2 separate regions of the Homo sapiens genome follow, and region 2 is linked to region 1. The links are chromatin loops, found by intact Hi-C in ENCODE. Cell type or tissue: heart left ventricle. All regions are shown on one strand. Each heading gives the region's core, and the rest is flanking DNA. Links, peaks and the distances in the headings are about the cores only.

What was found. Peaks named below come from ENCODE experiments on the same cell type or tissue, not always from the same donor. Only the 100,000 strongest peaks of a DNase experiment are listed, where the experiment ranks them.
Region 2: it touches region 1 in a loop (2.9-fold over the local background); 91 of 110 quality-filtered maps call a loop at or near these places.

What each region holds. Positions count from the first base shown.
Region 1 is chr3:50,117,202-50,128,843 of GRCh38, reverse strand. RBM5 (RNA binding motif protein 5) reads right to left here. Exons shown (of 25, transcript NM_005778.4): 24 at 11,465-11,594; 25 at 9,823-10,513. The coding sequence ends at 10,388. SEMA3F-AS1 (SEMA3F antisense RNA 1) reads left to right here. Exons shown (of 4, transcript NR_135301.1): 3 at 6,256-6,319; 4 at 10,596-11,642. Among named protein-coding and RNA genes, the nearest start is that of RBM5-AS1, 22 kb to the right of the region's middle. RefSeq lists enhancers at 2,291-3,280, 5,304-5,804, 6,790-7,667, 7,668-8,546. In heart left ventricle, for the core only: a CTCF peak has its summit at 7,121 (motif pointing left); DNase peaks (open chromatin) are centred at 2,403, 5,543 and 7,103.
Region 2 is chr3:50,164,310-50,175,951 of GRCh38, reverse strand. SEMA3F (semaphorin 3F) reads right to left here. Exons shown (of 19, transcript NM_004186.5): 3 at 1,999-2,159; 4 at 1,838-1,900; 5 at 1,602-1,721; 6 at 764-856. Among named protein-coding and RNA genes, the nearest start is that of SEMA3F-AS1, 14 kb to the right of the region's middle. RefSeq lists enhancers at 4,615-5,588, 8,222-8,516, 8,448-9,062 and silencers at 6,004-6,214, 8,222-8,516. In heart left ventricle, for the core only: no CTCF peak of the experiment used is centred there; DNase peaks (open chromatin) are centred at 5,061, 8,551 and 9,691; H3K4me3 peaks cover 458 bases; H3K27ac peaks cover 5,623 bases.

The DNA.
Region 1 (11,642 bases), core at 2,369-10,368:
CTGGGGCCCTCCAGCCTCCATGGACTACTTGCCCCAAGGTGGCTGAGATCCCTGTCCAGAGCAGGAACTCTCAAGTTGCTCCCAAGCCAGGTTGGCCTGGAGCCTGTGTCGGTCTCCACCTTCACCCTCTCTCCCACCAGGACCATGCCATGTGGGGTGCATCCCCTGCAGCCCCAGAGACTACAAATGGTGCCCCATAGTAGCCCGGGCCTATATCCAAACACACAGGAGCACCTGGAACCTCAGGTGAGAGGTTCCCCAGAGCTGAGGACACACCCACGCTGGCTCTGCCCTGCACCCAATGGACCTGAAGGTTCTCTTGGAGAGCTTGGACAGGCGGCTCCCAGGCTGCCTAAGCCAGAGGGTGAGGGAGGTAGGGGCTCCTCCCTGGGCCTCCTTTAGGCTGACCCTGCTCCTCATCTCCAGCCATCAGCCCTGCTTGGCAGAGCTGGGCTGGATGCCTTGTGAGGAGTGAGGACTTCACCCTGTGGGCAGATTTGGAATCCATGGGTGTCCCCATGAGTCACCTGGACCCCAACTCCTGGTCCAGGAATGGCCAGAGGCTTGCTGGGTTCACCATCCATGACGTTTCCTTTTTGGTTTGCTTTGGGCTGCTTTGAAAGCCCTAAGGACTGTTGCTACGTGTGTCAACAACCCCACACTGGGTTCAGCAGTCATCCAGACTTCAGCAGGAATTCAGTGTGTCCTAAGGGCAGCATATACCCATGCCCCTAATACAAGACCTAACTCTGCCCTGGGTGTCTTATTTACCACATTCCCATACAATTTTCACTCGTGCCCTGAGTATATCGTATTTCTTTCTTTTTTTTTTTCCCAAGATGGAGTTTTGCTCTTTTTGCCAGGCTGGAGTGCAATGGCGCAATCTAGGCTCACTGCAACCTCTGCCTCCTGGGTTCAAGTGATTCTCCTGCCTCAGCCTCCTGAGTAGCTGAAATTACAAACATGTGCCACCATGCCCAGCTAATTTTTTGTATTTTTAGTAGAGATGGGATTTCACCATATTGGCCAGGCTGGTCTCGAACTCCTGACCTCAGGTGATCCACCCGCCTCAGCGTCCCAAAGTGCTGAGATTACAGGCATGAGCCACTGTGCCCAGCCTAGTGTATCATATTTCATCATGTTCTAGATGCCATGTATACATCCACGACCCAAGGACAATATTATGTCTTGAGAGCACCAATGTTTACCCACATTCCACTGGCCGAGAGCCTGGGAGACATACATGTATCCTTCCCCCGATGCCTGTTTACCCCACACTGGCTGCTTTCTTCCTCTGGTCTCTCTTTTTCCCCACGTGACAGAGCTGGCTGTGTGTGTGTGTATTAAGAGGTGACCCTGCCCTGGCTTGGGAGCGAACCTCATGAAGGTCCAGGATGTGGCCAGCACTGGGGTACAGAGCCTACTAATGCTCAGGCCCGCTGAGGACAGTGTCACCCTCCCTGCAGCAGCACTCGGCCTCCTGCTCATGGAGTGCCCAGACCCTCCTGTTGTTGGTTCTGGCACCTAGAGGGGGAGATATTTAGGGGATAAATGGAGGGGAAGGTGGGCCGGCCCATGGGAACCTGTCCTAGGTTGGGGACAGGAGAGCCCTGGGGCCTATAGCAAGGAGGCTGGAGTACCTCAGTACCTCAGAGGGGTACCAAGGTGGCCCTCCTGCCAGCCTGGCTCCAGACCCAATGGTCAGGGTAGTCTTGGTTTGGGAGCTTCCTGAAGTCACCAAGACCTGGAGAAAGTCAGAAGCCAGGGTGGCAGCAAGTACAGAAGGCCAGCTGGCCTTGTCCCAACAGACCCAGCCGTGCAGTGCAGACAGGCAGCATCGAAACAGGCTGGGCAAGGGGTAGGGGGGAGCCGCCTTGGCCAGGGTGGCACCTTGGAGGCAGCCCCTTCAGGATCCCCGGCTCCTGAGCCCTGTCCCATCCCGACCCCCTCCCAGGTAGAGCCCAGGAGACCTACACAGTCAGGCCTCCCCCTACCCCAGCCCTGAGACTCAGCCCGCCTCTGGAAGCTCAAGTCCTGCCTCAGTCTTCTGCTCCCAGGACAAAGGTTTGGGCTGGGCTCTGGCCTATCATGCTTATCTCATCATAAATATTTATCAGGCTCCAGGGGCCAGGCCTGCAGCTGGCTTGGTGATGGGGGTGGGGGTGGGGGCAGATGCTGCCGAAGGATCTCAAAGCCCATCCCTAATGAGGGGACTGTGAGGGGAGAGTGCCACCTGGGCCTTGGGCTCCTTGGGGAGGGAGGACAGATGGACAGCGGGACAGAATCAGAGGGAGCCTCAGGGACTTGGGCATAATCCAGCAAGCCAACCTCCCCATGCACTCCAGGAATGTGGGGGAGGAGTCCGAAGAGGCCAAGGCTGTGGGAGACAGGCGGGCTTCTCCCTGGACTGTCCTCCCATAGGACATCCTCGAGAGCCGTGCTCCCCACCCTCATCCTTCCCCCAGATGGTGCCCGCACTCTGTGCTCCCCCTACATCGCCCTCCCAGAGCTGCGCTCCTGCAGATGCGCTGTCTGTTCCTGCAGAGCTGTGTCCATGAGAAGCCATGCCCCATAGGGCCCTCTCCCCTCTTCCCACCATCCCTTCTGACCCCACACCTTCCTCCCCAGAACTGTGCTGCCCCCTACTCTGCATCCCTCAGAGTTGTGCTCCCCACACATCCAGGACTTCACCCTCTGTGAGCCCCTTTCCTTGCCGAATGGGACTCCTGATCACAGGTACTGGAAGCCCCTGGGGTGAGCAGAGCAGACTTCCCATGGGAAGTCTGCCAGCACCTGGGTTCTAGCTCTCCTGTGAGCTTCGCCACAGCACCCCCCTCATTGGCATGCTGGGGGACCCACAGGTGGAATCAAAGCTCTGCTCAGAGCTGAGCTGCACAACAGCAATCTGGTAGCCTTTGTTTCCCCAGTCCTGGGGGCGTAGTGGAACTAGGGGCAAAGAGGGTGCATTTTGGGGCCTAGGGCCTCCTCCTCACTGCCACAGGCAAGCGCAGCTGTAGATAAGGGGGGATGCCTGAGCTAATGAACACCCCCAGTAGATAATGAGGGGCTGTGGGGGAAGGGATGGCCTGAGGCACAGCCTGGGCGGGGAAGGCTGCCTCCCAAAGCCCAGAGCGCTCATTAGTGGAAGCCTGGGGGAGAGGCAGCTAAGTGGGTCAGCGCCCCTCCCCCAGCCACCTGACCGGTATGGGTGGAAGGATTGGCAGCCCATTGTCCCCCAGTGAAGTCAGTCGCATTCTGAGTCCCTTCTCCCTCCAACCTTCCTCCCCAAGCCCCTGCTTCCAACCCCCACAAACCCCTTGCCCCCTCAACCCCCTTCCCAAAGCCCCGTGTTCCTCAATCCTCTTCTTGAGCCCTCAGCTCCCAACCCCCCAAACCTCCTGCCCCTCCAGCCCTCCTCCTGGAGCTCCTGCCCCCTAAGCCCCCTGTTTCTCTAACCCCCCTCCCTGAGTCCCCTGCCCCTCACAGAGCCCCTGTCTCCTTCCACGGACCTCCCACTCTGAGCCCTTTTTCCTCCCTGAGACCCCCTTGGTGGCCCCCTCCCCCCCTCTGCACACCCCCCGCCCCAGGTGCCGGCCTCTGAGCCAGCCTCCCCAAGGCACCCTCCAGACTGAGCCACACCTGGGAGAAATTGAAATCTTAGACTCTTCCCTACCCCCGCCAATGAAGCAGACATCCCTGTCCTGGCCACGAGGCAGCAGAATGCGGCTGCGGCTCCGCTGGGCCAGGCTGGGGGCTGTGCCAGAACAAGCATCCAGATGTGGGGAGGACACAGCGGCAGGACGGGGGGTGGGCACGCAGCAGCTCGGTCCAGTCTCTTCCATCCCCATCCCCTGCAGCCAGCGGCCCTGGGCATCCACTCCGGGGTCTCAAACTCCCCCTTCTTGTCCCATAGTCATGAAGATGAGCATCCTGGCAGATCTGTTTCAGGAGTGCGGTGGGCAGGGGCTGGGGGAGGGGATCTCAGAGGCTGGGCCTTCTCTGTGTAGGGTGGTCCAGAGAGGCAGGGTCTGCCTGGGTCCCCCTTCAAAATCAGGGTAGAGCCAGATGAGGACAAGATGCATAGTCTGTCAACTCTCCCCTCCAGCCCTATGCCCCTGTCTTTGGCCAGCCTCCTCCTTGATCAAGGCCTTCCAGGACTCCCTGTTTCCTGTCAAGATCTCCTTCCCCTGAGGCTCTGAGGCACTTCCGGACCTGTCCAGCTGGTCCCAGGGCAGAGGGTAGAATATGGATGAGCCTGTGCCATCCTTGATGTTGTCAGGACACAGTTCTGGGAGGGGATGAGTGAATGTCCTGGTCCCCACCAATCCCCACCCCAGCCCCAGTCACCACAGCCTGACTAGTCTGGGTCTGGCTGCACAAGAGTTAATCTCAGGGTGTCCCCCCCCCCACCACGTGTGCACAAATTCCAGGAACACTTTCCATTAAGGACACTCTGAGCAGATTTCATTTCATTTACATTAATAAGAACCAGAAAAATCTGCAGGGTGGGGGTGGGGCCGGGGCCGGGGCCGGGGCCTGGGCCGGGGCCAGGGCGGGGTTGGGGGCGGCTCGGGCACGTGTGCTGCTCAGTTTGTCTGGTAGAGGCTAAGGGGCTGGGGCTCCCGGCCATAAGAGGAGAGGCCCAGCCAAGCCGGTGCCGCCGATGTGCTTGGGGGAAGGTAGATCCATCCAGTCTTCAGGGATTCACGGTGGAGGGAGGAGGCAGAGCCCAGCTGCTTCTGGACACTCCTAACCTGAGCAGGGTGGCAGGCCCAGGTCCTAGGGCCTTCCAGGCGGAGGGGATGGCAGAGCTAATAGGATGCCAGCACATGGAAATGACTGGATCGGGGACTGGGGCCCTGGGTTTGGATGAGATGGGTGTGGACCTCAGCTTCCCAGTCTGTCAGGGAAACAGGAGAGGCTGCTCCCTCTCCTTCCTGTCCTCACTGCAGGTATGGCTGCAGGTGTTAGAAGGGAAGGTAATGAACCTTGAGCCAGTCTTAGAGACCATGATGCCCCTTCCTCAGTCTTCCCTTCCCCTCTCCAGCTCTGCCAGTGAGCTGAGCCATGGCTGGCAGACTTGGACCTGTTCAGTGAGCTCAGAAGCCTGTTCTGGGTGGACACCCCCAAGATCCACCCACCTGAAAAGGGGAAAGCCTCAGAATGACATTGTGTGCACAAGGGTGTGCCTGCTGGGTGGCGGCTTGTGCTCTGCCACGCTGTGACCCTGGGGGCTCCCTCTCCCTTCACAGAAGGCTGCCAGACCAGGTTTCCTTCCTCAGGGGTAGCAAGAACATCTGATTCCTGCCCCCTCAGGAGCCAGGTTCACTTGCACACTTGCTCATTAATGTGTCTGGCTTGTGTGTGCTCTTCTATATGCCAGTGGCTGGGTGGGGTTATGCACAAGTGTGCATGCTTCACACACCAACCAGGGAGGGGGTCTGCAGGATCTGGATGTAATGCCACCTCAAATGTCAAGGGTGATGGGGAAGCATGCATGTTGCCTGCTGCAGCCGGATGCCTGAGGGCTGGCCTGCATTGCGTGTGGGTGCGTACACATGGCATGCTTATGAGTGCAGAGGATGGCTCCTCAGCCCAGGAGTTGGGGAGTAAGAGGAAGGAGAAGAAGCCCCAGCTCTGGTGCCTCTCAGGATTTGGGCTCAGCCCTGTCTTGCTCCAGGTCTTACAGATTGAGGCTAGGCGCCCTTAGGTGGTGGTAGGCTGTGCTGGGCCAGGGGGCCCTAGGCTGAACCCAACCCTGCAGGACAGGCTGGGCAGGGCTCCCACACCTGCACCTGACCCTGTTCCAGGCCCACACTAGGGGATGGTGGGGGGAGGCTTAATTACATCCATGAATCATTCTCAAATAGCTCCTGTCCAGCCAGACTCAGGATGGTGATGCCCGCCCAGAGCTGAGAGCCAGGGGCTCCTGGAGCCTCCGTTGCACATAAAAGCAGCAGAGGACGCGAGCAGGCACCCTAGCCCCTCCTCTCTTGGCCACCTGCCTCGGCCTCCCCCATTGGTGTGCAGAATTCACCCCAAGATCAGAGGCCTATCTCAGCACCCGTGGGTAGCGCAGAACCAACTCCTCTAGACCTGGCGGCCCCATCCCACGTTATCTTGCCCCCTCAGCCTCCTCCGTCCCCTTGTGGCTGCTGCAGACTCCTCCAGCTTCTCTTTCCAGCATCCTCTAGGCCTCACTTTGCCTCTGGTTGTCTTCACCTGCCTCTCCCTGTCTTTCTCCTCTTTCCTCAGGGCACTGGGAGGCATCCCAAGACCCAGCTCACTCCAGGGCTGGACCTCAACCTTGTACCTGCAGGTGAGACCCAATTCTACTGCACTGGAGTGGTGATGGGGCAGCAGTTGCCAGCAGCAGCCCAGTCCAGCAACAGCTTTGAATCTCAGTTTCCTCTTTAAATGGGATGGCAGTGCAGCTTGGACTAAGCAGGATGGGAGGGCCCTGCCCCTGGCTCATACCTTCTGCTGGAAAGTTCTGTCTGGCTGGGTGTGGCCCACCCTATAGGGTTCTGACCTTAACCCAAGTCCATGAGTCCACCTCCCTCCTGCCACCTTCTGGGAGACTGGGGTGAAGGACTACAGGCATCCCCTGCTTCCATCTGGGAGCCCTGGACAAGCTGGGCTCCAACTCCCCATGGGCTGTAGGGACAGAAGCTGAGAATCTGATGCTCTAGCAACAGTGCTTCTGTGAGTCAATAAGCACGTGGTAGGGAAAGGGAGTGAGAGGCAGAAATGCACTTTATCGACTGCAGAAATTATTTACCTGGGTCAGAAAGAATTGCTGAGAGGGAAGTGCCTACTGTGCACAGGGTCAGCCTGGCTCTTGCCCCATTGGGCGCTGTGGGGACGACTTCCCCATCTAGCCAGAGGGGGTCCCTGGGGGTCAGAGACCCTCAGGAACTTGCAAGGCAGGCAGACTTGGCACCTGCCTGACTCCAGAAAGTTTCAAGGCCGAAGTTCTAGCCAGGTCTCCTTGAGTCCCAGAGACGTGGAGAGAGCCCCTGGGAACCTCCAGTACCTCAGGACTTGGTGGGAAGTCCTCTCCTTACCACCACCTATACCAGCCTGGCTGGAAAGATGATGGAATGCTGCCACCTGGTGGCCACCAACAACACAGTACCCTCCTCCAGTATCGACTGTGGGCAATCTTCCCCCACACCCCACCTGTCCCTGAGGGCATTCATTCCTCCGGAATCGGGGTGGCTGGGATCTGGGCGCCCTTGAGACCCCCAGCCAGACTATGCATGCCTGGGGAGCTTAGCTCAGGCCGGGATGCTCATCTGGGCTTTGAAACTTGTTTGATGCACAGCCATGACAGCTGCTCCTGGACGGCCCTCAAAGCCTTGCACGTTGTAGCAGCTGTCCCAGCCAAGGGCAGTCTGGACTTGGGAATCCTTGGAGGCTCCTTCTAGTTCAGTAAGAGCACCGTTCAAATTCAAGATTTGGGTTCCCCTGATTGAGAGGATTGCACTACTCTCACAGCATCTCAACATCACACAGGACTAAGAGGAATGGTGGCCCTATGGGCAGCACACAGCACATTTAACCGGGCTTGGGATTGGAGTAAACCCTGATGGGCCAGTCAGGAGGATGCTTGGGATCCTAGTGCTTCCAAACCAGAAGGATCACCCAAATATGGTCTTGCAGGATACCTGGGCCCAAGATAACAGCCTGTCAAACCTCAAGGACTGGGGCCATCAATTTAGATGCAGGGTGAAGGCTGCAGTCACCTGGCTAGGTATGCTGGTAACAGGTGAGGCCAGAGGAGGGAGCCTCCATCTCTGAGGAGCTGGCTCAGACCCTCACATTCACAGGAACCCTCAGCTTCATGTTCATAGGAAAGGCCACGCTGGTGTTGACAACAGATGCCGTGGTCCACAGCACACATGGGAGAGCCTTGAGCAGCTTTGACAGGTAACTCTAAGCACCAGCAGTGTGGGACAGGTTGAGGTGCCCTTCCGGGTGCTGGGAAGTCAATCTGAGGCTGCTAGAGGGCTGGCTCCTATTAATGCCTGGCCATGGCTCCCCTAGGGAAGACGCTTCCACCCAACCTTTGCTGAGCTGGGTACATATAATTAAGAGCTTCCCAGATCCTATTCTGGGTATGCTCACCTGGAAGAGCTTTCCGGGCCGGATGTCAAAAGGGTCTAATTAGGGTACTCAGGACTGCTGCTCAGGTGCGAGGAACACCAGCATCACCCTTGATGCCGTGAGGGCTCTGGAGGTGAGGCCAGTTTCTTATCCAACTTCTGTAGACCAGATCTGTGACACACTCTCCACCCCAGCTCTGGGCGCTTGGGCCCTCATTTGTGAAGTTCCCAAGCCTTACTCTGCAGAAACCCAGGCTTGGGGCTTCTGCATTTGCGTCCACCTCTCCCTAGCCAGAGCTGTGATTAGGCTCAGCTTCTCCAAGGCACTACCCTACAGGCCAGGGTGAGGACCTCCTGAGCATTTTCTATTCCTTAACGCCCTGCCCGAAAAGAGGAAAACGTGACCACCCACAAAAGCAAGTCTAGCTTCAAAAGTAAACTGCAGAGAAAAGGCCACCTTAACTGCATGCCCAATCTGTGGAGCTTAAGCACTCAGTTTGGCCAGATTGGCAATGTGAGCAACCCATCACATCATCTGGTCCCAAGAACAGCCTGAGATCCAGGTATACTTCCTGACCTGGTCAGGCATGGTCTTCTGGGTCAAAATGATGTTCTCTGCCCTGTGGAAGAGTGCTGAGGACGAAATACCCATTCAAAACAGAAAACTCTCCAATGCCCCCAGGACCTCCTTAGCAGCTGAGAAGATGCAGTGAGTGGAGTGCTGCCAGGGGGAGATGACCTCCTCAGTTTCTCCATCGCAGCAGAGGGTGGACCAGGTATCACCTGTATCATGGCCAAAAGCAGGGAGGATCTGCCCTGCAGAGCAGTGACAACTCCACACTCCGGCATGTGTGGAATAAAGTCTGTGGAAACTAGAGAGGTGCAAGCACTCATGGTCACTTTGGTCTTAGCAGAAAAGCTACTAAGTTACCATGATTTCCATGAAGAGTTTTAAAACATGCTAAACTTTTTTTTTTTTTTTTTTTGAAACGGAGTTTTGCTCTGGTTGCCCAGGCTAGAGTGCAATGGCGCGACCTCCGGCTCACTGCAAACTCCGCCTCCTGGGTTCAAGCAATTCTCCTGCCTCAGCCTCCCGAGCAGCTGGGATTACAGGCCAACCACACCCAGCTAATTTTGTATTTTTAGTAGAGACGGGTTTCTCCATGTTGGTCAGGGTGGTCTTGAACTCCCAACGCCAGGTGATCCGCCTGCCTCGGCCTCCCAAAGTGCTGGGATTACAGGCGTGAGCCACCACGCCCGGCTAAAACATGTTAAACTCTTGAATTTAAAAATCCGAACATGTCAAGACCAGCCTGGGCAACAGAGTGAGGCCCCATCTCTGTAAAAAATTAAAAAATTAGCCTGCATGGTGGTATGTGCTTGTAGTCCCAGCTACTTGGAACACTAAAGTGGGAGAATCGCGTGAGCCCGGGAGGTCGAGGCTGCAGGCTCCCGAGTAGCTGGGATTACAGGTGCACACCACCACGTCTGGCTAATTTTTTTGTATTTTTGGTAGAGACAGGGTTTCACCATGTTGGCCAGACTGGTCTCAAACTCCTGACCTCAGGCAATCCACCTGCCTCGGCCTCCCAAAGTGTTGGGATTACAGGTGTGAGCCACCACGCCTGGCCAACCCTGCCTCAAAATCAATCAATCAATCAATCAGAACGTGGTGATGGGGGCAAGAAATAAACTGATTTCATCACCAGGCTTGACTGGCTCAGACATGCTTGACCCACCTACCCACCCAAGAATAAAGAGACACAGGACACCCATTTCTCAAGGTATTTCTTTTGTAAAGGAGCCAGATTTGGCAACTAGACTGAAAATCTTCCAAAATTCTGTACAAATGTGTAATATACAAATATACACAAGGCTTTTGCCAAGAAAAGACATCACAACAAATGACAGAGGTGGCTTTGGTGTCACATACCACCTACAGCATCTCAAACCCCTAGGAATGTGAGGGGCTGATGGACCACAACATAGGCTACACATGTAAACACGCTACATTACACTATGTACACTGGAGTATAAACAATCCACTGTCCTCTCCGGTCTGTTCACAAGCCCTCTGGCGGGAAGGAAGGCCATTCACCAGGCAACCCACATAAGGGGAACTTCTTTAAGGTGGGAGGGAGAACCCTGCAGAATGAAGTGGTTCACCCTAAGATCTATTAACAGCACAAGGCATGCCCTTAAAGAGACAGGCGGTAACAGCGAATTCGGGAGATGGACCACTTCTTGTGCTCCTTGTCATCTCTCTCTCTCTCTCTCTCTCACTCCATCTCAGTGAACCGGGCAAACATGGCTTTCCGGACAGCATCTTTGTAGGAATCGGCGCCCGACAAACCATATGCGCTGCCTTTGGCTCCTAGGCCAGCTCCCTTTAGCCGAACTTGAGCCTGGGAAAGCACAGAGACTGTCAGCTGGGAGGTAGGGTATGGGCTGCTCCACCTCTCACCATGCCCACTCCTTACCCAGCAGGACCACCCACCAGGAGACAGAAGAGAGAAAACTGTATATGAAGACAAGGATTTCTCCAGAAGAGACCAGGAGCAAGTATAAGGACTGGAGGAATAAAATGGGCTACGGAACACAGGCAGATGAAGCAAATCACCCACCCCTCAATGCCTGCTCAGCAAGCATCCACGCCTAGGAAAGGGCCCCAAAGTATTCCTCTGAAGGTCTGGGAAAGGTATGGTAATTACAGGCACACATTATACAGGATAGCTCAATGTCAGCAGAACTCACATAAACAGGATGAACATGGTCTACAAGAGTCTGACCTAAGCTGTGCTCCCAGGACAGAGCAGGGGCAATTACGGGTGGAGCTCCTGCCTAGAAGGCCAGTGGGTAGGGGCCTCCGATCCTGGGATATGATGCCTCAATGTGGGCTCTGATCAATTTAAAGATTTCTTATCATGGGTGAAAACCCTACTAAATTTTTTTTTTTTTTGAGACAGAGTCGCTGTTGCCCAGGCTGGAGTGCAGTGGCGTGATCTCGGCTCACTGCAACCTCCTCCTGCCAGGTTCTAGCAATTCTCCTGCCTCAGCTTCCTGACTAGCTGGGATTACAGGCACACGCTGCCACGTCCAGTTAATATTTTGTATTTTAGTAGAGACGGGGTTTCACCGTGTTGCCCAGGCTGGTCTCAAACTTCTGGGCTCAGGCAATCCACCCTCCTCGGCCTCCCAAAGTGCTGGGATTACAGGTGTGAGCTCATGCCTGTAATCTGCCCCTTCATGCTAAGGTAAAGCTGCTCCTGGCTCCCAGGCTCTATGAGTGCTCTGATCTCATCTCTGGAACCGGCCTGTAAGCCTGGCAAACATCAAGACCTGACCCCACTGCTTACCTCAATGGGAGCCGTAATGCCTTGACACTTTCGTCCCAAGCCAGAGCCTTCCCGCCAGCCCATGGCCTGCAGCATCTTGTTGCCAATGTTACTGTGGTCAATGCCATCTTTGGTGGGTTGCTCGTAATTCCTGCCAGTGGCAAACACACAGTTACTTAAAACAGCCAGGGCCCCAGCT
Region 2 (11,642 bases), core at 1,935-9,934, 48 kb before region 1:
GATGGCGATGGGAAGGTGCACACAGGCCTACTTCCAGCTACACACTGCACACGTGACTTCCTGCACACACAAGGGTGCACACACAGCTCTGAACATATCACCGCCAGCACACGGAACCGCCTGCTCACACCATGGACACACACACACAGAATCCACACGATCCTGCATTTCTGCACTCCCCACCACAAACATGCTCTGTCATTCACCGGCAGCCCCTGCCCCCCTGCCCGCCCCTGCCCAGCCCCAGCTCTCCCAGCCCAGACCCAGGTCATCACTAGTGGACAGATACCACACGGGAGAAGAGCGCCCCAAGCACATGAGTGTGCAGGACACCTGTGTCCACAGATGACTCATGGGAGGCATGGGGCACGAACACCTGGGAGTAAGGTGTCAGACTGCACTCATGTGCCACTTTCCACTCTGGGTGCTGAGTGAGGAAGGCCCACATCCACACCGGTGTGTGCTCTTGTGTGTCTACACACATGCTTTCTGAGGGCTAAGGCATGGCTGTCCCCAGGGCTCCTGTCTTCCCCACCTGGCGGCTTCATTATTTCTTGCCTGCAGGGGTCACACTGAGGCTGACATGAGTCCAGCTGGGCATGCCTTCTGAGCCTGAGGGCTCTTCAGGGGAAGGGGTGGGGACAGGGTGTGGGCACAGAGGTAGAGGGGAGGCCCTGGGGAGGCTGGCCTCAGGTGCAGGCCCAGGGTGAGTTCCGCTCAGAGGCAGTGCTGCCTGGCAAAGGCCTGGAGGGATGAGGCCCACCTGGCGTGGGGCTGTGGGCATCGGGCGGAGGGCACCATCCGTGGCTCTGCTGCCGCGGCCTCTGACCGCCTGAGTCTGGGTCCATGGTGTGGCCTGAGAAGACGAGGAACAGGGGTTAGAGCTGGGGGTGGCAGGGGCTGGGGGAGCGGGCTCGGGCTGCCAGCCTCTAACACCACACAGGCCAGGAACACACGTGAACACGTGGGCCCCCCAGAGCACGTCTATGCGTGTGTACATACATACACACAGGCTTGGCACACACCTGCACACACAGGTGCCCCTCAGATCCAGTCATTCTCACACATGCCCTACAAGTTCACGCCAGCTCACACACATGCCCACATGGAAATGGAAAAGGGTGGAAGCAGGCAGGAAGGGGCAGAGCTGGGGAAGGGGCAGCTCCCCACAACCCTGGCCCTGGGGGTGGAAGGCAGCTCTCCCCCAGGCCACATGGTAGAAGCTGACCCAGGGGTCCAGCCTCCTATTGCAAGGCCCCCACCAGGCCCTCTGGCTCGGCCGTCGGGGCACGGTCCACAGGCATAGCCAAGAGAGCTGTTGCCACATATGGAGCAAGTGCTTACTATGTGCCAGGCACAGTGCTAGGAGCTTTGGGAGCTTTAGCTCACTGCCTCCTCCTCACACCGACCTGTGAGAAAGGCAGCGGTTAGCCCCATTTTCAAGTGAAGAAACTGAGGCTCAGCGAGGTGAAAGAAGTCACTCACCCAAGGTCAAAAGGCTCGGAAGTGGCAGGGCTGGGGCTGAAGCCCCTCCTCCCATCAGGACCCTGGGATGCAGCCACCAGCGGGGGCAGCACAGGGCCAGGGTGGCTGGGGCTTACCTGGGCGCGGCGTCCGCGGTTCACATAGGTGCACATGGGGTTGTAGGCACCTGTCCCGCACACATACAGGTGTGTTCGGTTCCAGGGCTGGATGAGCCTGACGAAGTTCCCACACTCGCCCTGGGGCCACAGGGAAGGCTGCATAGGTGCCCTGGCCAGGCCTGCCCCCTCACTGGGGGCAGTACCTTCCCACCTGTGGATTCCCCCTTCCCACCTGTGGATCCCACCAAACTCACGTTGACATCCTTGCCTGAGAGCACGCATTCCTCGATGCGCTGTGGGGAGGCTGCCCAGTGTATCTGCAGAGAGGGGGGTCAGAAGGTGCAGCCTTCTGGACATGCCCTGAGCCCTGGGGCTCCGTGCCCACCCCACGTCCCACATCAGGGCCAGCCCTTACAATGAGGGGCTCGCGGTTGATGTCGTGCAGGTCCAGGGACAGCACGTAGTCCTTGCTGCCCACGTACATGCGGTCGTGGTCCTCGTCCTTGAGCAAGATTCGGTAGTCGGTTGTGTTGAGCAGGAAGTTGAAGAAGTGGGCGGTGCCTGTGGCCTTCAGCTCTGTGGGTGGAGGGCAGGGCACCAATTAGGACCTTCAGGAAACCATCCAGCCATACCCCCTCTGATAAAGGGGAGACTGAGGCCCTGAGGTTCCCCTCAGGACCCCCACCACAGAGTGGTCTTTTTTCTTTCTTTCTTTTTTTCTTTTTACGAGATCAAGTCTCACTCTGTTGCCCAGGCTGCAGTACAGTAGCGAGATTGCGGCTCACTGCAACCTCCATCTGCTGGGTTCAAGCGATTCTCCTGTCTCAGCCTCCTGACTAGCTGGGATTACAGGCGTCAGCCACCACACCCAGCTTATTTTTTGTTTGTTTGTTTTTTGAGATGGAGTCTCACTCTGTCACCCAGGCTGGAGTGCAATGGCGCGATCTTGGCTCACTGCAACCTTCGCCTCCCGGGTTCAAGCGATTCTGCTGCCCCAGCCTCCTGAGTAGTTGGGATCACAGGCGCCCGCCACCACGCCTAGCTAATTTTTGTATTTTTAGTAGAGATGGGGTTTCTCCATGTTGGTCAGGCTGGTCTCGAACTCCTGACCTCGTGATCCACCTGTCTCAGCCTCCCAAAGTGCTGGGATTACAGGCATGAGCCACTGTGCCCAGCCCACACAGTGGTCTTAAACCTCCAGCTCCCCTTCCTGGATCCTTCTCAGCTCCCTCTCCAGTCCCTGACAGACTGAGAGGACAAAGTGGCACAGGTAGGCAGGCCAGGGAAGGCGCCACACCCAAAGCTAAACCCCTGATTCATAGACAGCCCTAGCTAGTCTCTGGGTCCCAATGAAAGGGCGGTAGGTGCGGGCCAGGGTACGCAACAGCATCAAAGAGTTTTTGCTCAGGTGGGGGTTAATGCTCCCACGCTCAGGGTGGGGCCAGCTTCACACAGGGGCTTAAAAGGGTTAATGAGCAGATAGGGGTGTGACCGGGTATATCTGGGACAGCCGGCAGACTCTGGCATGGAGCCTGGATGCCCTGTTCTTACCCTGGCTGCCCACCAGGCAGAGGGCACAGCTGGTGCACAGCAAGGTCCTCACTTGGTCTGAAGCAGGTTAGCCAGGAGACCAGAAAGCCCTGCTGGACACACTGCCCTACGGACCCCAGCTTCCCCCAGACCCTATAAGGCTGCTAATGGTGGAACTCTCAGGCCACCTTGAATGAGCCAGGACAGTCATTTCTGGGAAAGAGGCTCTCTCCCTGGAGCTACAACCCTGGGGCTAAAGGCAGGGTTCAACTGGGTCCTCTAGTTTCCCTTTTGCATGAGTCCAGCAGCCTTGGCCCCTCCAACTCCAGGATGCTGGGGAAAAGTCCTTCCTAAGGATGAAGGACAGGAGGGGGCTCAGACAATGACAGACAAAGGACTCCTAGAAGCTTGGGAACCTGCCTCCAAGGGGAGGGAGAGCCGAGGGGTCCCCTTGGCAAGCCCCCTCTCCACCCACCCCCAGCTATCTTTAGCTCAGCAAAAGAGGGAACACTGTAATGAGGATGATGAATATTCACACACACAGGGGGCTTAAGATAGCAGCACACAGAAGAGTGCATGCATGTATACACGTGGCACAGGCATGCACATGGCGCACACATGTCCTACCACACATGAGGCACTCACCAAGGGGGTCACACATGTCTCATCTCCCCTCCCCAGCTGGTAACCCATTTCACAGGTGGGGCAGTCAAGGGAGAGGCCTGGGCCAGGCCCCAAGGCACCTGGAGGGGGAGAACAGCTGGGATCCGAGGCCCTAGACACAGCCTGAAGGTGGGGCAGAGGTGGGCTGGGGTCAGGGGGTTCCACCAGCTGACCCAGAGCCCATGTCTGGTCCCAGGACCTCACTCTGAGAAACTAGTGGGTAAGGAAAGGTCTTGCCCTGCCTGGCCCTGACTATGCGGTGACAAGGGAATGCAGGTGATGACCTTGGCCAACCGCTGGGACGCAGGGACGCCGAGGGATCAAAGGGCCGATCCTGCCTGGCGATGGCCTCACCCGCCTGTCCAGCGGCGCCTCTGAAGTCCTGGGCAGGGCGGCCCAGGCACCTGTCCCGCACCTGTTGTTGGGCCACTCGGAGTCCCCCGCCTGGCCGCTCACCCGCCTGGCTGCTCACCCACAGTGACAACAGGAAAGTAAACATTCCCCCACCCCCAGGGCTGGGAAGTGGCCAGAGAGGAAGTGGGGCTGCCAGTGGAGCCCCCCCAGGCTGGGACAGCCCGCCAGGGGTTATTTATACCCTGGCTGGGGGCATGGCTCGGTCATGCCCTTACCCATCCCCTGGGCTAGGGGGCACTTTGGGGGCAATGGCAGGGGGAGGGGCTAGAGGCTTAAGTGGGCGCCTTCAGACACGGGCACTCCGGGTAAGGGGAAGCTTCAGCCATTAAGCCCCCAGGAACCCAATCAGCCATAATCCCCAAGCTCCAACCCTGCGCAGCCTTGGGCCTCTATAATATCAACCCTGCACCAAGACTCCCAGAGCCCGAGGCCCAAGTCCGAGTCCCCTACCCTCTTGCAAAGCCCCAGCACTCCCAAACTCCAGCTCCCTCTGTGAGAAAGGCCGTAGAGAACACTCAGAGGATGAGGAAACTGAGTCCCAGCTTAGGGGCAGAGGATTGGCCTCGACCCTCTCTGCCTGCTGCCCCCAGTCTGCCCCTGGGTGGAGGTGGGGGTGGAGGGAGCCCCTTGCTCAGTTATCGAACACCCGCTGTGCACAAAGCCCTGTGCTCACAATACCAAGGGCACAGGGCACAGGGAAGGGATGTGACATGCCAGAGTGCATGGGGGTGGGATTCCCACCTAGGTCCATGGCTGAAGGAGGGGGAGGCCCAGGGGAAGCCAGTCCTGGTGGTAGAGACTGCCTGCCAGGAGGGCCAGGGCCGGAAGGTGACTCGCTCCCCGTGGACAGGGCACATGACTCAGGACCTGCGGGACCCCTCCCAGTGGCCACGGGATATGGCGTCAATGGCTCTGGTGTCACAGGACGTGACGCTTTGGTCACTGTGGAAACAGTGTGGGGGGAGGGGGAGCCCCAGGAGGTCGCGCATGGTGGGGAAGGGGTGGGACCCAGGATCAGGGATCCTTGGCTATGGCTTGAGTTTCTGGGTGAGCTTCATGACCTGAGTTGGGGGCACTCTCGCTCTCTGAGCCTCATTCTCTAGTCTAGACCATCTCTCAGGCCCTCCTGGTACTGATATTCAAAGTGACCCTGAGGATCAGTGACCCCGTTCTGATCTCAGAGAGAGGCTCACGGCCTGGCATTCCTCAGGTCTTCCCCCAACCCATCCTTCATGGGTGTCTCTGCCTTTCAGGGAAAGGAGAGTGGAATGAGGTCCCAAGTCCTTCCCCAAGGAAGCAGGCTTCCACGTGTCGCTATCTCTTGTAGGGCATCCATCCCCATTCCCACCCCAGCTACTCCATTTCCTAGTGCTAGATTGGGGAGCAGAGAGGGCTATAAGGCAGGAAGAGGCAACCTGTGGACTCAGCTCCAGCCTTCCCAACTCCAGTGTGTCCTTACCCCATCCCCAACCCACAGGAATAGAGCTAAATCCCAAACCATTCATCCAAACCCAGCCTACCAGAGGGGAACCAAGGTGGAGAGGGGTGGGAACTTCCCCGGGTCCCAGAGCAAAGAAGGTGTAAGGTTCCAGCCTTCTCAACCCACAGCTGGACTTCTGACCCCACTCATGCCAGACTGTAGGTGAAAAGGGAAACAAGGAGCCCTGTGACAGCCCTGCACCCCCAGCTGCAGACAGGAAGACTGAGGCCCAAAGGAGAGTGGTACTCAACCCAGGTCACAGGGTGTCCTGTCCCCTGCTCCCCACTCCACCATGAGGCAAAGGAACTGGGAGCCTTCACTCCTCCAAGCAGCCTGAGTCAGAGCAGGGGGTGGGCAAGTAGCCCTGGGTATCCTCCTCCAAAACCTGCCATCAGCAGGTGCCAGATCCTACCAGGCCCCAGCTCCCTTAAGGGACAGGGACTTGGGACAGAAGGAACAAAGGAACCTGGGACCTGAGGTGGCATCAGTGGGGGCCAGGGCTGATGCAGACCCAGCCTGGTCATGTCCTAAGGCCAATCCCCACATCTGCTCCACTTGTCCCACGCCCGGCTCTGGCAGCAGGAGCGCCATGCCTCCTCGAATGCCATGGCAATGTTGAGGGAGGGGCTGGGCACAATCAAGGGTTCTGTGGGGATCAGGACTCCAGCCCAGATAAGCTTTGACCTTAGGGGGAGGAAGGGTGGTGTGCCTGGGTGCTGTCTCCTGGGAAGGGCTCCCCACCCCCATACTCTCACCCAGGCTGGGCACAGGTTGGGAGGGGTGACATCCGGGAAGGATTTTCCCATCATCGGGAAGGAAGAGCCTTTTCTGGCATCAGACACCTCATTTCCGCAGCCATTCCTGGCCTCCAGGACTCTCTCATGGCCATCAAGCACTTGGGGTCCCAGCCCAAAGCGGCCTGGCACAGGTCCAGAGGCAGGACCTTCTCAAGGCACACGGGGCTGGGTCCTGGGGGCCCCCGGTCCCTCATATCTGGGAAGCAGCTGGTGATACCTTACTTTAAAGGTGCGGGCAGGTGAGGACAGGCACTGAGGAGGCGTGTCCACAGCCCTCACCCGAAGACCCCAAGTGGGCAGCCCCTACCCCTTGCTGCTGGTCTCCAGGACATCAGGTCTGCGTGCAGTGAGGTGTGGGCTGCCGCAAAAAGAGGAGTCTTGGAGCAGAGGTGGGCAGCCCGCCCCCTTGGTTATAGCCCCACAAAGCAGCAGGCCCTGACTGACAGCGTCACCTCCCCCAGCAGTGATGGGGACTGGGGATGATAGACAGATCCCTGCAGCCTAGCTCAGACCTCTGACCTCTAGTGAGCCAGTGCAGCCCTAATCCCTGAGCTGAAGAGAGATGGGACTGGGGGACAAGGGGAGGCACCAGCCTGGGTCTTTGTCAGTGTTTCACCCACCGGAAAGACAGACCTCCTGACCTTCTGAGGAGGGAAACTGAGGTAGCCAAGGCTATAGTAGCAGTGGCGGCAAGAGGCATGGCAGGGCCCAGGTGGTCCCTACCGGATACCCCCACAGGATCCAGGAAGGGGTGGCCCCGGCCCTTTTATCACTCCCCCAAAGCTGTGAGGAGCCCCAGAGGAAGGCCTGGGGACTGGGCTGGCCCCCTGGCTCTCAGCCTAATCCTCTTTTAATGAGCGGCCAGCCGGAAGGCCTCAGCCCATGGCCACAGACCTACAACCCCGGGAACCCCAGCCAAGCTAAGCGGGGGGGCAGGGAGGCCCAGATGCCTTTGTACGTACCTTCCTCCTGCTTGGCACACCCACTTACACCCCAACGCCACCCTGATCAGGCCAACCCAGGGCCCAGTATGTGCAGAGACACACCTGAGTGACGCCTGCCTTGGGCTCCCACAGACCCACTCTTGGGCACTTACCATTTGTTCAAGCCCAGGTCCCACATGGGGCTGGGCAGGGGAGACTATCACTGCTGATCTGGGGTAGCTCCTCCAGTTCCCCCTTTTCCCCCTATGCTCTGGATGGGAACCCTAGAAGCCAGACCCCAGCTGCACCCTCCCTGGGGAGAGGTTCCAGGTTCCTCTGACCCTAAGCCCCTGGAGATCTGCCCCCGCATAGCATCTCTAGCCAGGCCTTCCAGATTGGAGACCCAGAGGGCCTCCCTAGGAGCCATCCACACCAACCCCCGCTTCCCCCCAGGTAGGTGAGCCAGGTTGGTGCCAACAAAACCAATTACAGCCACTCTCACCCAATTAGCAACTAATTATGGTCTAGTAGTCCATTCAACATAATTAACATGTAAATGACTCCGCGTGTTTTTATTCAATAACCGCTCTGATTGAATTTAATTTAAATGTCTGAACTGGGGACCCAGTTACCGTATTTCACCACCTAGAGCTGCCACTCTAGGAAATGTGGTGGGAAATGTTGGCTCCTCCAGAGCAGAGGAACCGAAGGCCAGAGGCCAAGGGGACAGGCACCACTGGCTCTGGTAAGGTGGAGATGGTTATGGTCTCTGTATCCCTGACACATCTATCCCAGGGGTGCAGGGAATTGGTGAGGTCAGAAGAGCCCCAGTGGGACCCTCAAGATGGGAAATCCCCTGCAACGAGGGGCCCCTTTGCAAGGGCTACTGTAAACATCCCAGCTGTTCAGTAAACACCGTACAGGGGTAAAGAGCCCAGCTGGGCCAAAACGCCACTGTACACTTCCCTCCCATTTCAGTGACTAAAGGCTGGGGGCAGGGGGCAGGGGGCTGGGGCCAGCAGGTCCAGGCATGCTGTTCCCACGCCCGTTCCGCCCCAGTGCTCACCTACTCCGCCCAGGACAGGATAGGCTGAGGGCACAGCTCAGCCTCAAACCAGGAAAAGCCAGAAGTGACGGAGCAGCAGGATCACTCCCTGACTCGCCAGCCGGGAACCAGGGGATCCATGCCTCATCCCCGAAGGACACCCAATGACTTCGGACCTTCTGTCCCAGCAGATGGGGTCTCTCCGGCCTCGGCACCTCCACTGACCCCTGCCTTCCCCATGGTCCATGCACCTGACCATCCTAGGCCTGGGCTGGTAGTTCCAGAGGCCTAGACGTCCCACTTGGAACTTAACAGTGTGCATGGTTGCCTGTGAGAACACATTTGGGCATTCACCAGCTGGGCAAGTCAGGGCTCCGGCTCAGCTTTGGAAGGACACTGTGGTCAAGAGACCTGGTCCTGAGCAGGGGGTGGGAGAAGATGACCAGACAAGCAGATCACACAGGAATGTGCCCCAAGAAGTATGAAGGGGATGGAAAGAGGGGATTGTTCTGAAGGGGAGGGCTGCACTGATTCATTTCTCAGGTGGGGAGAGTGAAAAGGCCATTCAGTGAGTGCCTCCAGTTTCAGAGGCCCCCGGGGGACCCACCTCCTCCTCCCACATTCCAGACCTGGCCCGGAAACCCCTCACTCCTTCCTCCACCACCTCCTCCTCCCCATGACTGCAAAAGACAACAAACTCTCCATGGCTCATTTACTCTGATAAATCACCCAGACAGACAGGCCAAGATGGGACCAACAGGCTGGTGGGTGTCAAAACCCTCCCCCTCCCCTGGGCCCAGCCCCCATCTCTGCGGCCTTCCTCGGATTCCTGCGGTCCCTGCAGCCCCTTCACAACACCCACCCAGAGATTCCCGGGATGTTCCAGACAGTCTTAGCCCCTCCCCAACATTCTGATGGAGAAACCGAGGCACAGGGCAGACAGGTGCATGCTTGGGGTCAGCCTTGGAGGATGCAGTGAGGCTGGGTTAGGACCTCAGCAGGACTCAGCAGGTAGCCAGTCAAGGGCAGGCAGTGAGCACTCCGCACAGGCCCCAGGCCCAGCCAGGAAGGCGCTGATAAAAATGGCAATACAGGCAGCCCTGGGAGAGGCCCCCTGGAGTGCTAGCCACTCAGCCTTGGAGCTGTAGGAGCCCAAAGGGCTCCCAAATTCTAGCCGCTCTGCCAATTGTAGTGTATGACCCTTAGAAGGCAACCGTGCTGGCTGAACAGCAGACACACGAGGCAGTGGACTCTGGCCGGGGGAAATGAGGGCATCAGCACCGAGCCCCAAGTGGGAAGGAACAAGGCTCTTGGCTGGGTACAGAGACGTCCGAGGAAAGAGCATGTCCGGGTAGGAAGCCAAGAGGGGTGGCAAAGGGAGGGGTGGAGGCAAGGGGGAGTAGGGGGAGGAAGGAAGGAAGAAGAGTGGGGGAAGGGGGATCCGGAGCTGAGGCTTCCTGATCCCTGGAGGGGCCGGTTGCTTTGGGTCTGTCTTTGCCCTGCAGAGATGCACCAGATAGCCAGTGCTCCCCTCGGCCCAGTGAGAGTGCCAGAAGTCAGCCCAGCCCGTCAGCCCGATGAGCCCCACTCCCTCCCCAACAGGCTAGCCCCCCAATCCTAGGCCAGCAGCCACTGCCCAGACCCCATTCGTTGCTGGGTCAGGACCAGTGGTCAGGGACTGGAGCCCAGGAGGCCTCCACCCTCTCCCTGGGGCTGCCCAGCAGGCTGGGTGGGGGGCTGTAGGCCTGCCAAGCTCTGGCACCCACGTGAGCTAGGCTTTGGATTCAGACCATAGCCTTCTGGCATCCAGGCCTCTGGCAAAGGCCCTCTTGCTATTTCTAAGAAAAATGCAGCAGGAATCCTCTCTGCTTCTCCAAAGCTCCCAGGGCTTCTTGAGGCGGGGCTCAGATTCCCAGGATAGCACCAGGCCAAGCCAGGCAAACATGCTTTCTGCCCAGCCCTGCAGATGCCTGAGTGAGCAGCCCAGGTCTGGTCACCCCTAGGACACACGGCAGGAGCTGGAGCAGCATTCACAGAAGGAGTTATTGCAGCCAACTGTGCGTCCCAACCAGGCCTTGGAGCCAGTCTCTAGGGAGCTACTTCCAAGGCATCACTCCCGCCAAATGCATCCGTATCACTGGAATTTTTCCATAATACATATTTAGTACCTCTGCCATGAGGAAAAAGAGCTTAAAAACCAGAAACAGAAAGTAGAACTCTACATCCTTGTCCCAAAAGCAAGACTGCATCTAGCATCTGTCCTCTTCCCCAGGTGCTGCACCACATGCACCCTCCCTGTGCTCCAGCTCTTCCCTCCCCTACAACCTCCCCTCCCCTGCTCAAGATGCAGCCTCCTCCATGAAGCCTGCCCAGATACCCATGGTAGGAATTTTCCTCCTCCTGACCCTACTCCACCCACCCCACAGGACTCAGGGTCCTTCCTGGAGTCCTTTCCAAATACCATCTCCCTTACCAAAAGTTAGAATTCTGGAGGAAGGGGTGAGGCAGTCTGGGACTCCTTGGGGCATGCCCCTGGACCTGCCCTCACCTGCACACCAGCCTCAGGATCGCTCCTGGTGACTGAGATTTCTTCCACAGTGACCATACTCACACAGTTAATCCTCCTGACAACACAACGAGGCCAGTATTGTTCTTACTCCCATTTTCCAGAAAAGGCAGTGGGAACACAGAATGATGTTCACCAAGCAAGATCCACCCATGGCCAGGATGCAAGCAAGACAGTCTGAGCCCTCATGATGCTGCTTCCACAGGGCCACTGCCATTCCCACCTTACACAGGAGAAACCAGGGCTCAGAGAGGCTAAGCCACTTGGCTGAACTCACACAGCTAACACTGGTAGAACTGGGTTTTGCCTTTGGGACCAGCTAGCTCAGCCACCACCATCACCACTTCTGCATTACACCAAATTTAAGCACCCCACTCTCCTGAGTGAGGAGATGGAGGTCTCCCAGGAGTCAAGGACCAGGTACCCATGGCCCTAAAGCCACCTTCTGAGCTATTACCACCTCTGGAGGAGTCAAGGGGCCGGAGGTGCATACACACAGGTGCAGACAGCCAAGAGCCCACTCTGAGGCTCACTGTCTCCCAAGCTGCAGGGTGAAAGATGCCTTTATGGGCTGGTGAGATTTTTATCTTGGCGGTTTCTCTTTAAATTCTTTACGATTACGAAGCAGTGGGGGCTGCCAA